Linked DNA regions of Homo sapiens: region 1 is linked to region 2. Evidence: chromatin contacts called from ENCODE Hi-C or POLR2A ChIA-PET data. All regions are on one chromosome and are shown on one strand. Each heading gives the region's core, a stretch centred on a gene start or an enhancer-like site at or near the end of the contact. The rest is flanking DNA. Distances are from core to core; before and after follow the strand shown. Region 1 holds the start of LRRC41 (leucine rich repeat containing 41). Region 2 holds the start of IPP (intracisternal A particle-promoted polypeptide).

Region 1 (5,678 bases), core at 2,023-4,522, 550 kb after region 2:
CAAGTCTAAGATCTTGGAGTATACCAAAACTTCCGCTCCAGGGTCTCTTTTTATCTTTACTTACAGAATAACTGAATCTTGACATCCAAGAATCTAGTATAATTATTTGTACATAGTAGGTCCTCGATGTACGGGCTGAATGAAAGTGTTAATTCCCTATGCTTTTACACGAATGTAGTCCACATCACCTTTCATCTGGTCTATTACAACAGCCTAACTGCTCTCCTTCACTTCAGTCTCCATCCAGTCCCTCTTCATCCTGCTCTTGGTGATGACACTACCCTCTTCAAAACCCTTGGAGGTCTCTCTGCTGCATTCATGATAAAGTCCAAACTCCATATCCTGGTATTCAAGGTATAATATACCTTATTTTAAAGTTTCCTCATTGTACCCTTTCCTGCTGCCTCTATACACCCGCTGCCCCAACTCCTTACACAAAGCGATGCTAGTCCACTACCTCCAGGAAGCCTTTCCTGGCTGTTAGCCCACACAGACCTTCCTCTAAAATAGCAATGCTTAGCAGGCCTCTTCCTTGGCTATTCTCCTAAAAGGCCTCACTTGATTCAGCTTTTTCTGGTCTAGGCCCACAGGAGCTCTTCCTCCCCTGTCTCCTCTCAACTTGGCTGGGGGCTCAGCCAGTAATGGGATGGTGGTATGTACAGCAGTGGTAGGGGAGGGAGAAGGGGAAAGGGAGATTCAGTAAACTGTCAATTGTTTTAGGGGGAAGAGGCCACACGGGAAGAAGTTCCTCCAGAGCCTTACCCCTTTTCCCTCCAACCTGCTCCCCTCTAGTTAGCCATCTCTTCTTGCAGCCACAGGAATTCTCATCCCCAGTTACCCACAAACTCCTCTCTTCCTTTCTCCATTCTTCTTAAGCCGGGATTTTCCTTGCTTCTTTCTAGCCTGCACCTTTAATGCTGCTGCTTCCCAACCTGGGCCTCCGCACCCAGTCATCTTCCTTTTTAGCCAGTCTTAGCATCCCAGAAGCTCCAGGCGGAAAAGCCAGACCCTCTCTGCCTTCTTCCCCATGCCCTAGGACTTTTCTGAGCTCCCTGCTCAGCTCTACGGAGCCTTTCCTCCTGTTCCCCATGGGTCGGCCTGCCCCTTGTCTTCTCAGCCGCTGGCTGGCCTGGGGCCTCCACTGTCCCCTCCGCACACCGGCCGACTTCTAAAAGCCTCTTCCACCACCACTATGCAGGACACTCAGGCCTCATGGTACTGGGCTCCACTCCCACAGCCAAGGGCCTCCCCGACCACCCTCCAGCTTATCCCGGAGCTTCAGTCCCCCCAAACTCCAGGGCCTTTTCCCCACACCCCCTCCTCATGGCATAACTCAAACTCCGCGCCCTGCAACCTCGAGTCCTCAAAGTCCTCACTCCTGTCCTGACCAGGGCCTTCCTCCTGCAAAGACGCCACGGCCACCCGCAAGGCCTCCTGGTGGAACCTCCCCCGCGCCGCTTCCAGGCCCGGGGCCTGCTCTCCTGCCCCCCTCCCCAGCAGGCCTCGGCCGGGCCTGCCACCTCTTCGCCCAACTCCAACCCCGGCCTCCCGACCCCACCCTCACAGAGCCAGCAGCCTCTCAGGCCCGAGGCCTCCCCTGTCCCCAGCGCGGCTAGGCCTGCTTGGCAGAGCCTCACTTTCCCCTCTTTCACTTGCCCCACGTCGGACCCAAGTTTCCCTCGTCAGCGGCCAGGCCGCGGCCAGCGGTCCCCAACCCACAGCCCCGCCTCCCAGCCCAACTGGCCGGTTCGCCCTCCCCGGCCGTTCATCCCGGCGCCCCAGGCCGCCCTCCATCCAGGCCCGGCCCTTTGGTCCCGGCCGCCTTCAGGCCTGGGGCCCCCGTTCACTCCCATTCAGCCCAAGGCCTCTTGGCGGCGCCGCGCCCCCTGCCACGGCAGCCCGGCAGTCCGGGATCCCCGGGCCGTCGCCCCGCTTGGGGCCTCCTTGGCCCTTCCCGCCTGTCCGTCATTCGAGCCTCCCTCGCTTGTTTAAGCCGCTCCGGGCCCCCCTCCACTCGCTCTCCGGTCCCTCCTCGCCGCTCGAGCCGATCCGAGTGGCCTCCGGCGCTCCCTGTCCTGCGGGTCGCACGGTCGCTCGGTCGCTTAGTCAGTTTGGCACCCGAGACCCCGGTTGTCGGTTCGCTCCCGTCAGCCCTGGGCCGTCAGACAGGCCGCGGCGCCCCGACCCTTTCGTTCGGCCTCTCCCCCTGCCCCATTCCCTCGCTCTCCAATCTGCTGTCCTCCCCTCCGCCCATCGGCTTGGCCTCCGGAATCTCGACCCCCGTGGCGTGTCAGGCAGATGCTGGAGCCCCGGGGCCATCAGTCAGGTTCGGTGGCCCCGGGCCTGGCCTGGCCTTGCCTTAGGCCGGGCCTCCTAACCTCGGCCCCTGCCCTAGGGCAGCCGGGCCATCGCTGCCCACCGGTTCGACATCCGAGACTCTCCTGCCCGGCCCAGCCGAGTGTCAGTTCGCGCGGCCCACAGCCGCAATCCAGCCTCAGTCGCCCGGGCCCAGCCTGCTTCGCTCCAGACCGGGCCTCCTGGCCTCGCCCCCCGCGCCCCCGAGCCAGGCCGCGGTGCGGGTCAGCCTGCCCATTTAGGTCTCCGTCTTTACTCTGTCCAGCCCTGTCAGTCACAAAATTCATTCTCCGATCCTACGAGCTGGCTTTCAGCGCCCCAGGCTGGGCCTTGCCCCGGGCCTCCCGGCCTCGCCCCCCGCGCCCCCCGGCCGCTGGGCCGCCCCTTGCTCTTAGCCAGAGGTAGCCCCTCACCCCGCGACTTACCCCACACCCCGCTCTCCAGAACCCCCATATGGGCGCTCACCGCCCGCCCGCACAGCTCGAACAGGGCGGGGGGAGCGTTGGGGCCCGAGGCCGAGCTCTTCGCTGGCGCCGCCTCCCGGGACGTGGCCTCCATGGTCGTTGCCGCCGCTACCTCACAGAACCAGCAACTCCGGGCGCGCCAGGCCTCGGGCGCCGCCATCTTGGGGAGGTGCGCGAGCCCGAGAGTGTCGCCCGCGGACCGCCATCTTGAAAAGGTCAGCAGTTAGGACGGCTCCATAAGCGATATGGGGAAGAATGTGAATTATTCTAAAGAAATTTCGAAGAAATTAGCACACTTTCCAAGTCTCTTAGGAGCTACTATTTTAGATAAACTCCTAGATCAATTATACTTGGGTGTGGTATGACTAAGGGGATGTTTCTTAGCAAAGCCTCCTCGGGTGCAAACATCAGCTACCCCTAACCTCTGCCTGCGGCTGGTAGTACATGCCAATCTGAGCATGTGTTCGCGACCACGATGAGTGTGCCGCACTTCCGGCCAGATCGCCGGATTTCCGCTGAGTGACCCTTACAAGTCCTTCTTGATCCTGAACTGGGTTAGGTGCCGCTGTTGCTGCTCGTGTTGAATCTAGAACCGTAGCCAGACATGGGACTGGAGGACGAGCAAAAGATGCTTACCGAATCCGGAGATCCTGAGGAGGTAAGGCAAGGCGATCCACTCGGCCCTCTTCTCTGCCCTGAAGCCCAGGACCTAGCCCGCCAAAACACGCACGGGGCCCTCTTAGCCCCCAGTTTACCCTCTAGGGTTTGCATAGTCGGGAGCTCTAGTTCCCTCGACCTTTCCCCAGAATTCGTCCGGTGACTTTGGACAGATAGATGACTAGTTTTTCTCTGGGCCTCGGCTTCTGCATTCTGTGAATGTAGTGAAGGTTTGAGAGCGAAAATGTTTTGTGGACTAAAGTCTTGTAAAAATATGACCTATGTTTGCAGTCAGTCAGATGTTCTGAAGCCCGCGTTTCACAGATTTGGGGAGCAAACAGACCGCCTTGCCCCAGCTCAGGTTAGGAATCCCTACCACATCTTCTATGGAGGTTCGGAAGACCTGGCCTTGTGTTCCTTTTCTTTGAGGAAGGTGTGTGTCTTTGGGGACAATGAAAGAATGTACGATGTGATTCTGTGATGGAAGAGGGAGCTCTTTCCCAGAGAAAGAGTGCTGCTATAATTATTGACTGCTTGCTATTCCAAGTGCTTTATATGCACTAATTAATTTTTTTTTTTTTTTTGAGATGGAATCTCGCTCTGTCGCCCAGGCTGGAGTGCAGTGGCGTGGTCTCGGCTCGCTGCAACCTCCGCCTCCTGGGTTCAAGCGATTCTCCTGCCTCAGCCTCCCAGGTAGCTGGGACTACAGGTGTCCGCCACCACGCCTGGCTAATTTTTGTGTTTTTAGTAGCGACGGGGGTTTCACTCTGTTGGCCAGGCTGATCTCGAACTCCTGACCTAGTGATCCGCCCACCCCGGCCTCCCAAAGTCCTGGGATTACAGGCGTGAGCCACCGCGCCCGGCCCTAATTCATTTCATCTACACACTATTCCTATGAAGTAAGTGTTGGGTACTATTAGTGCCATTTTTACAGATGAGGAAACAAGCATAGAGGTTAAATATCTTTTCTAAGGTCATGCAGCTACCAAATTGGTGCAGCCAGGAATTGCGGCCAAGCAGCGCGGTTCTAGAACCAGGACTCTTATCAATTTTGCGACACAGCTACTAGTTGTTTCTAATCTCATTTCCTGTCCGTCTGTTCTCTGGTCACTTGGGGGCAGCCATTCTGGGCTGTGGGTTCAGAATAATTGGAGACTTATTTATCCCTTAATTTTTCTAGTCTTATTATTTCTAAAAAGAAATAGAACCTGAGGCCGGGCGCAGTGGCTCACGCCTGTAATCCCAACACTTTAGGAGGACGGCCGAGGCAGACAGGTAGCATGAGTCCAGGAGTTGGACCAGCCTGGGCAACGTGGCGAAACCCCGTCTCTACAAAAAATATAAAAATTAGCCGGGCATGGTGGTGAACGCCTGTGGTCTCAACTGCTCGGGAGTTTGAGCCCAGGAAGTCCAGGCTGCAGTGAGCCGTGATCGTGTCACTGCACTCCAGCCGAGGCAACCCGAGTGAGACCCTGTCTCAAAAAAAAAAAAAAAAAAAAAAACTAAAGAAAGAAATGGAGCCTGCCTCAGAAAGGTCAGCAAGATCCACCGCTGCAATAGATGAGAAAAAGCAAGTAATTAAGCAGTCAGTTTTAAACTAGGGTATTCTGGCCGGGCGCGGTGGCTCATGCCTGTAATCCCAGCACTTTGGGAGGCCGAGGCGGGTGGATCGGGAGGCCGAGGCGGGTGGATCGGGAGGCCGAGGCGGGTGGATCAGGAGGTCAGGAGATCCAAACCATCCTGGCTAACATGGTGAAACCCCTTCTCTACTGAAAATACAAAAAATTAGCCGGGCGTGGCGGCGGGCGCCTGTAGTCCCAGCTACTCGAGAGGCTGAGGCAGAATGGCGTCAACCCGAGAGGCGAAGCTTGCAGTGAGCCAAGGTCGCGCCACTGCACTCCAGCCTGGGCGACAGAGCGAGACTCCGTCTCAAAATAAATAAATAAATAAATAAAATAAAATAAACTATGGTATTCTATGAGGAACCCATAATTTTTTTTTTTTGAGACGGAATCTTGCTCTGTCTCCCAGGCTGGAGTGCAGTGGCGTGATCCGGCTCACTGCAACCTCCGCTCCCGGGTTCAAGCGATTCTCTTTTGCCTCAGCCTCCTGAGTAGCTGAAATTACAGGCGCACGCCACCTAATTTTTGTATTTTTAGTAGAGACAGGGTTTCACCGTGTTAGCCAGGATGGTCTGGATCT
Region 2 (5,848 bases), core at 3,140-5,639:
CTTTAAAACTTTCCTGTCCAACTTGCAGCTGCACATCACAGAAATGCTGTCCATTTCTCATCTTATTGATTTGGGCCAAGATGAGTTGGGCATGTTTATCTGATGAAAAAGGACTATCAGCAGCCTTGGGACAGTCCTCATTAGCCATGATGACGGTAGATTAATTAAAAGGACTGTTGCCCATAATCTGTTACTACCCTGAAAAACAAAATACAAAGAGATCAAGCAACAAAATTTTTTTAACATGCTTTCTATTCACACATAAGAAGCATTCTCTATACTTAAAATCTACTTAAGGACATAAAACAAATAAGGACTAAAGTGTGGTACTATTACTATTTCTAATATGGTTTCAGAGAATGAAATAAGTAGGGAAGCTAAAATAATTGGAGAATGCTTCACACAAGAAATGGGACCTGCACTAGAAACTGAAAGATAAACAGTTAATATTAAGGTATGAGGAGAGGACACTTCTTGATGGAGTAAAAAAAATAATAATAAAACACAAAGACAGAAAGTTAACAAAGCACACATCACAGAGCACACATCACAGACAACAGCAACTTTCGAAAAGCAGTTGTGATCAGTCTAACTGCTTAAAATCATTCAATGTGTACACTTCCCGTAGCACACAAAGCCCTTCGGGATTCTTGTTATAATTTAAGACTCTGTTCAAATATAACTTCCTCCAGGAACCTTTCCCCATTGCTCCTCTGGAATTGTGGAAATATGTTCCCAAACTCATCTGAGTTTGTTGCTCACCCTAAGCTTATTGGTTTTACATTCTATAGCACAGGTCTACCTTATCAAATACCCTACCACCCTACTCTTAGTGCGCGCATGCGCGCGCACACGAGCGCGCGCGCGCGCTTCAGAGCTCCTTGAAACACAGCCCTTTAAAGGCAGGTACTATCTTTCATAGCTTTAGCACCAGTATATAACATATGTTAGGTTTCCAATGTTTGTGAAATGAATGAGAACAAGGAGAAATAACAACAGCTTAGGTTGGGTTTTTTTTTTAACTTTTAACTTCTCCACATATTATGTCAATGGTAACTCTCACAATAATTAAGAGGTGAGAAGAAAAGATAATCTTATCTAAAATGAGAGAAAAGGAAACTGAAGCTCAAAGTTTCCCCAAGGATACAATGTTAGTATGACAGTCTCAGTATCTGAATCCAGGCCTTCTTACTCTAAATCCAGGACTGTTCCACCATATCACACTGCATAGGAATTATTAGGCCACCGGACACGTTCTAAATTACTTTTTAAATAAAGAAACTGCTGGGCACAGTGGCTCACGCCTGTAATCCCAGCACGTTGGGATGCTGAGGCGTGAGGATCACTTGAATCCAGGAGTTCGAGACCAACCTGACCAACATGACAAAACCCCGTCTCTTCTAAAAATATAAAAATTAGCCAGGCGTGGTGGATCAGGGCTATAATCCCAGCTACTTGGGAGGCTGAGGCACAAGAATCACCTGAGCCCAGGAGATGGAGGTTGCAGTGAGCTGAGATCACACCACTGCCCTCCGCTCTCCAGCCTGGGTAACAGAGCAAGACTCTGTCTCAAAAAAAAAAAAAAAAAAAAAAAAAAAAAAAAACCATGAGATCCTGTAATATAAGACATATGGAATAGCACAGGGAAATTTAAGATGACTAAGATTTTGTAATTTAGGTATCAATGACAATGGGTAATAAGACTTATAGTGTGGGCTGATGTTAGAAAAAAAATGGTTACGTTTATAGCATTTAAACTTATCAAAGTCAAAATAACAAGGCTGATTATCATCACTTTCTAGGAATTAACTTATTGAGAAATTTGATTGAGAGATTCGAAGGTAGCTGCTAAAACTTCATATCACCATCTACAGAATATCAACATATTACATATAACTAGCATATAATAGCAAGAAGTGTTTGAGGTGATGAATATGGTAATTACCCTGATTTGATAATTATACATTATATACATGTATCAAAATATCACACTGTACCTCATAAATGTAAATATAAAACAATTATTATGTGCCAATTTAAAAAATATCTATTTTGGGGGACAGGGTCTCACTCTGTCACCCAAATTGAAGTGAAAAATAAATTTTTTAAAGAGGGTGAAAGGGGCTGGGCACAGTGGCTCATACCTGTAAGCCCAGATTTTTAGGAGGCTGAGGCAGGCAGATCGCTTGAGTCCAGGAGTTTGAGACCAGTCTGGGCAACATGGCTAAACCCTGTCTCTACTAAAAATACAAAAAAATTAGCCAGGCATGATAGCACAGGCCTGTAGTCCCAGCTACTCAGGGGAGGCTGAGGTGGGAGGACCACCTGAGCCAGGGAAGTCCAGGCTGCAGTGAGCTGAGATGGTGCCACTGCACTCCAGCCTGGACAACAGAGCAAGACCGTGTCTCAACAACAACAACAACAAAAAGCAGGTGCGGTGACTCACGCCTTTAATCCCAGCACTTTGGAAGGCTGAGGCGGGTGGATCACCAGAGGTCAGGCGTTCAGGACCAGCCTGGCCAACATGGTGACCCCATCTCTACTAAAAAATACAAAAAATTACCCAGTCATGGTGGTGGGCGCCTGTAATCCCAGTGACGTGGGCGGCTGAGGCAGGAGAATCGCTTGAACCTGGGAGGCAGAGGTTGCAGTGAGTGGAGATGGAGCCACTGCATTCCAGCCTGGGCAACAGAGAGACTCCGTCTCAAAAAAAAAAAAGGAAAAAAAGGGGGTGGGGGCGGAGAAACCATGTATTTGGCCCTACACAGAAATGTGACCTGGAACTATTATCAACATGACATGACTGTCAGGCCTTTTCTGTTTTACATTTCTGTCAGCACATTTTGAACCCTAGTGGTTTAATTACAAGGTACCTCCTCTGTCCCCTACTTCAAGGCATCAAGCACAGCCACTGAGCTAAAATGCTGCCTCCTGCTACAAGAAAGAGTTGACTGAATATCCATTCGGGTGGCAGACAACAGAAATACTAGTCTGTTACCATGCTTCTCAGTAACTGCTGATACCATCCCACTGTCAGTGGAGTAGGAACGTCATCCCAAAAGGTGGCATGTGGAGTGACCATATTTCCAAAGGAAAAGAGCACAATTCTGTGACGTTGCATGCCTCACGTGCCCCAAACTTGAAAAGCAGATTGTTGACTGGGCAAGGTGGCTCACACCTATAACCCCAGCACTTTGGGATGTCCTGTCGGGAGGATCGCTTGATTTTTTGTTTTTTTTTTTTGTTTTGTTTTTGTTTTTTGTTTTTTTTTTTTTGAGACGGAGTCTCGCTCTGTCGCCCAGGCTGGAGTGCAGTGGCACGATCTCGGCTCACTGCAAGCTCCGCCTCCCGGGTTCACGCCATTCTCCTGCCTCAGCCTCCCGAGCAGCTGGGACTACAGGCGCCCGCCACCACGCCCGGCTAATTTTTTGCATTTTTAGTAGAGACGGGGTTTCACCGTGTTAGCCAGGATGGTCTCGATCTCCTGACCTCGTGATCCGCCCGCCTCGGCCTCCCAAAGTGCTGGGATTACAGGCGTGAGCCACCGCGCCCGGCCAGGGAGGATCGCTTGAGTCCTAGAGTTCAAGACCAGCCTGGGCAATACAGCGAGCCCCCCGCCGCAAAAAAAATTGTTTTAACATTAGCTGGCTGTGATGGGGCAAGCCTGTACTTCCGGCTACTTGGGAGGCTGAGGTGAGAGGATCGCTAGAGCCTGAGAAGTCGAGGCTGCAGTGAGTTGTGATCGCACCACTGCATTCCAGCCTAGGAGAAGGGGCGAGACTGTCTCAAAAAAAAAAGCAGATTATTAGGAAACGGTAGAAATGCCCAGAGGAACTAAAGCGGACCTATGTTTGCTGGCTTTGAATTCACTGCTGGGAACATGTGGAAACTGCTTCAGCAAAGGGGTGTCAGAAAGAATCCCCGGAACAAGTGTCAAAACACCCGTGGTTCTTTGTGCTTGAGTTGGGGGCCCGGCCTAGAGAGCTAGCCCTAAACTGCTGCTACACTAAAAGCTAATAATCGTTCCTGCGCTACCTAAAGGTCAGGGAAGGGATCTCAGACAAACGAGGCGACAACAGAGGGACTGGGGACACAGCCTCAGGATTCCCCAGTTGGGGCGGGGGAGGCAGGAGCGGTCCGGACGAGAAGGTCTGGGGAGGGCGACACTTAGACTGTCGGAGGAAGGCCTGCGGCGGCAGAAGGAAAGACAAGGAAATACACAGTTCTAGAGGCTTCTCTCACTCCAGTCCTCAGGGGTCCGGAAAGCCGGAGGGAGTAGAAGAGGAAGTTCCCAACCCCGTCACAGACGCGCCCGAACGCAGGCCCTCCTTACCCGCCGCTTCCCCTTCCCTCCGGCGCCCGCTCAGGCCCTGCGCGCGCAGTCGCGACCAGCCCCGGCCGGAGAGGGCGGGGGAAACCTGGCGGGGGTGACGAGGCGGGAGTGACTGGGCCGTACAGTTCCCCGAGAACTGGAGGCGAAGCCGGGCGGTGGGAAGGGACTTCGGACGCTTCGCGGGCCCTGGGTTTTCACTGCGCGTGCGCGAGGTTCTTCCGCTCGCGGGAGACTGGGCCGCTGGCGCCTCTCAGTGCCCACTGATGGGGCCCAGGGCTTGGGCTTGCTTCCCCAAGGATCAACAGCTTAGCTGCAAGCCTCTGCTTCTGCCTGCTGGGGCCGGCTGGCTCGCCCTTTCCATTCCGCTTGCACTCTGATTCTTGTGGTGTCCCAAGAAGGCCGCGGATCTCAGTTAAGCAGAGACGAGCCGAACACCTGGCACGGTCCTTCTCTACTGTTCTCTCGAATCGTTTTCTGAGTGCATGACTGAGCCTGGCACTGAAGGGATACTTATTTTGGGGAAGGAAGAACTCAAAAGTCCAGTTTTTTTCACTGTTGACCCTCATGTGTCACATTAGTGGCTTTCAAACTGTTTTGATCCCAGCCTACGGTGAACAAAAATATTTTACATCAAACTCAATACCACATACTTGTGAGTATATATATAGAAGTATATATCTAACATAAAATCTCATTTCTTTATTTTTATTTTTATTTTTTATTTTTTGAGACGGAATTTCGCTCTTGTTGCCCAGGCTAGAATGAATGCAATGGCCGGATCTCGGCTCACCGCAACCTCCGCCTCCTGGGTTCAAGCGATTCTCCTGCCTCAGCCTCTCAAGTAGCTGGGATTGCAGGCATGCGCCACCATGCCCGGCTAATTTTGTATTTTTAGTACAGACTGAGTTTCTCCATGTTGGTCAGGCTGGTCTCAAACTCCCCACCTCAGGTGATCCGCCCGACTCGGCCTCCCAAAGTGTATTTCTTTCTCTTTTTATGAGACAGGGCCTGGCTTTGTCGCCCAGGCTGGAGTGCAGTGGTGCCATCTCGGCTCACTGCAGCCTCGACTTCCTGGGCTCTGGTAGTCCTCCCACCTCAGCCTCCTGAGTAGCTGGGACTACAGGCCTGTGCCACCACCGCCAGGCTAATTTTTTGTATTTTTAGTAGAGACAAGATTTCGCCATGTTGACCAGGCTGGTCTCCAACTCCTGGGCTCGAGTGATCCGCCCGCCTCGGCCTCCCAAAGTGCTGGGAGGTGTGAGCCACTGTGCCTGGCCTGAAACAAAATCTTCACAAAACTATGTTTACACTTACGACCCGCAGTGCACTAAATTTTTATTTCTTCTTTTCTACTTCATTACCAAAAACTGCTAACAGGGACCTATTGTCAGCAAACATTGTCAAAGACTTGGAAATGAGGAAAAGAGAATTCTGTGTGCCCTTTCAGTGTAAGGCTGGACGGATTTGCATCCATAGGGAGCTCTGACTTTCTATTGACTAAAGTATTTCACCAGA

The links. A loop is a pair of places that touch in the nucleus more often than their neighbours do. ChIA-PET counts read pairs that join two places held with the same protein, here RNA polymerase II (POLR2A). Pooled maps may share reads with other maps.
Region 1: a loop to region 2 is called in a map of B cell, with 23 times the contacts of the local background. The contact joins the promoter of LRRC41 here to the promoter of IPP in region 2. A Hi-C loop is called at or near these places in 1 of 168 maps with a recorded cell type or tissue (B cell) and 8 of 50 pooled maps. POLR2A ChIA-PET finds 5 or more read pairs at or near these places in 1 of 52 experiments (activated CD4-positive, alpha-beta T cell).

What each region holds. Positions count from the first base shown.
Region 1 is chr1:46,300,344-46,306,021 of GRCh38, forward strand. LRRC41 (leucine rich repeat containing 41) reads right to left here and starts at 3,273. Exons shown (of 10, transcript NM_006369.5): 1 at 2,781-3,273. The coding sequence starts at 2,979. It overlaps UQCRH (ubiquinol-cytochrome c reductase hinge protein), which reads left to right and starts at 3,355. Exons shown (of 4, transcript NM_006004.4): 1 at 3,355-3,477. The coding sequence starts at 3,424. RefSeq lists enhancers at 613-1,195, 1,196-1,778, 2,809-3,208, 2,944-3,527, 3,528-4,109 and 1 more and silencers at 1,479-2,028, 2,059-2,128, 2,479-2,628, 2,659-2,708, 2,759-2,818.
Region 2 is chr1:45,746,264-45,752,111 of GRCh38, forward strand. IPP (intracisternal A particle-promoted polypeptide) reads right to left here and starts at 4,390. Exons shown (of 9, transcript NM_005897.3): 1 at 4,334-4,390; 2 at 1-198. The coding sequence starts at 148. It overlaps LOC105378693 (a long non-coding RNA gene), which reads left to right and starts at 4,686. Exons shown (of 3, transcript XR_947290.2): 1 at 4,686-4,985. RefSeq lists a silencer at 4,231-4,500.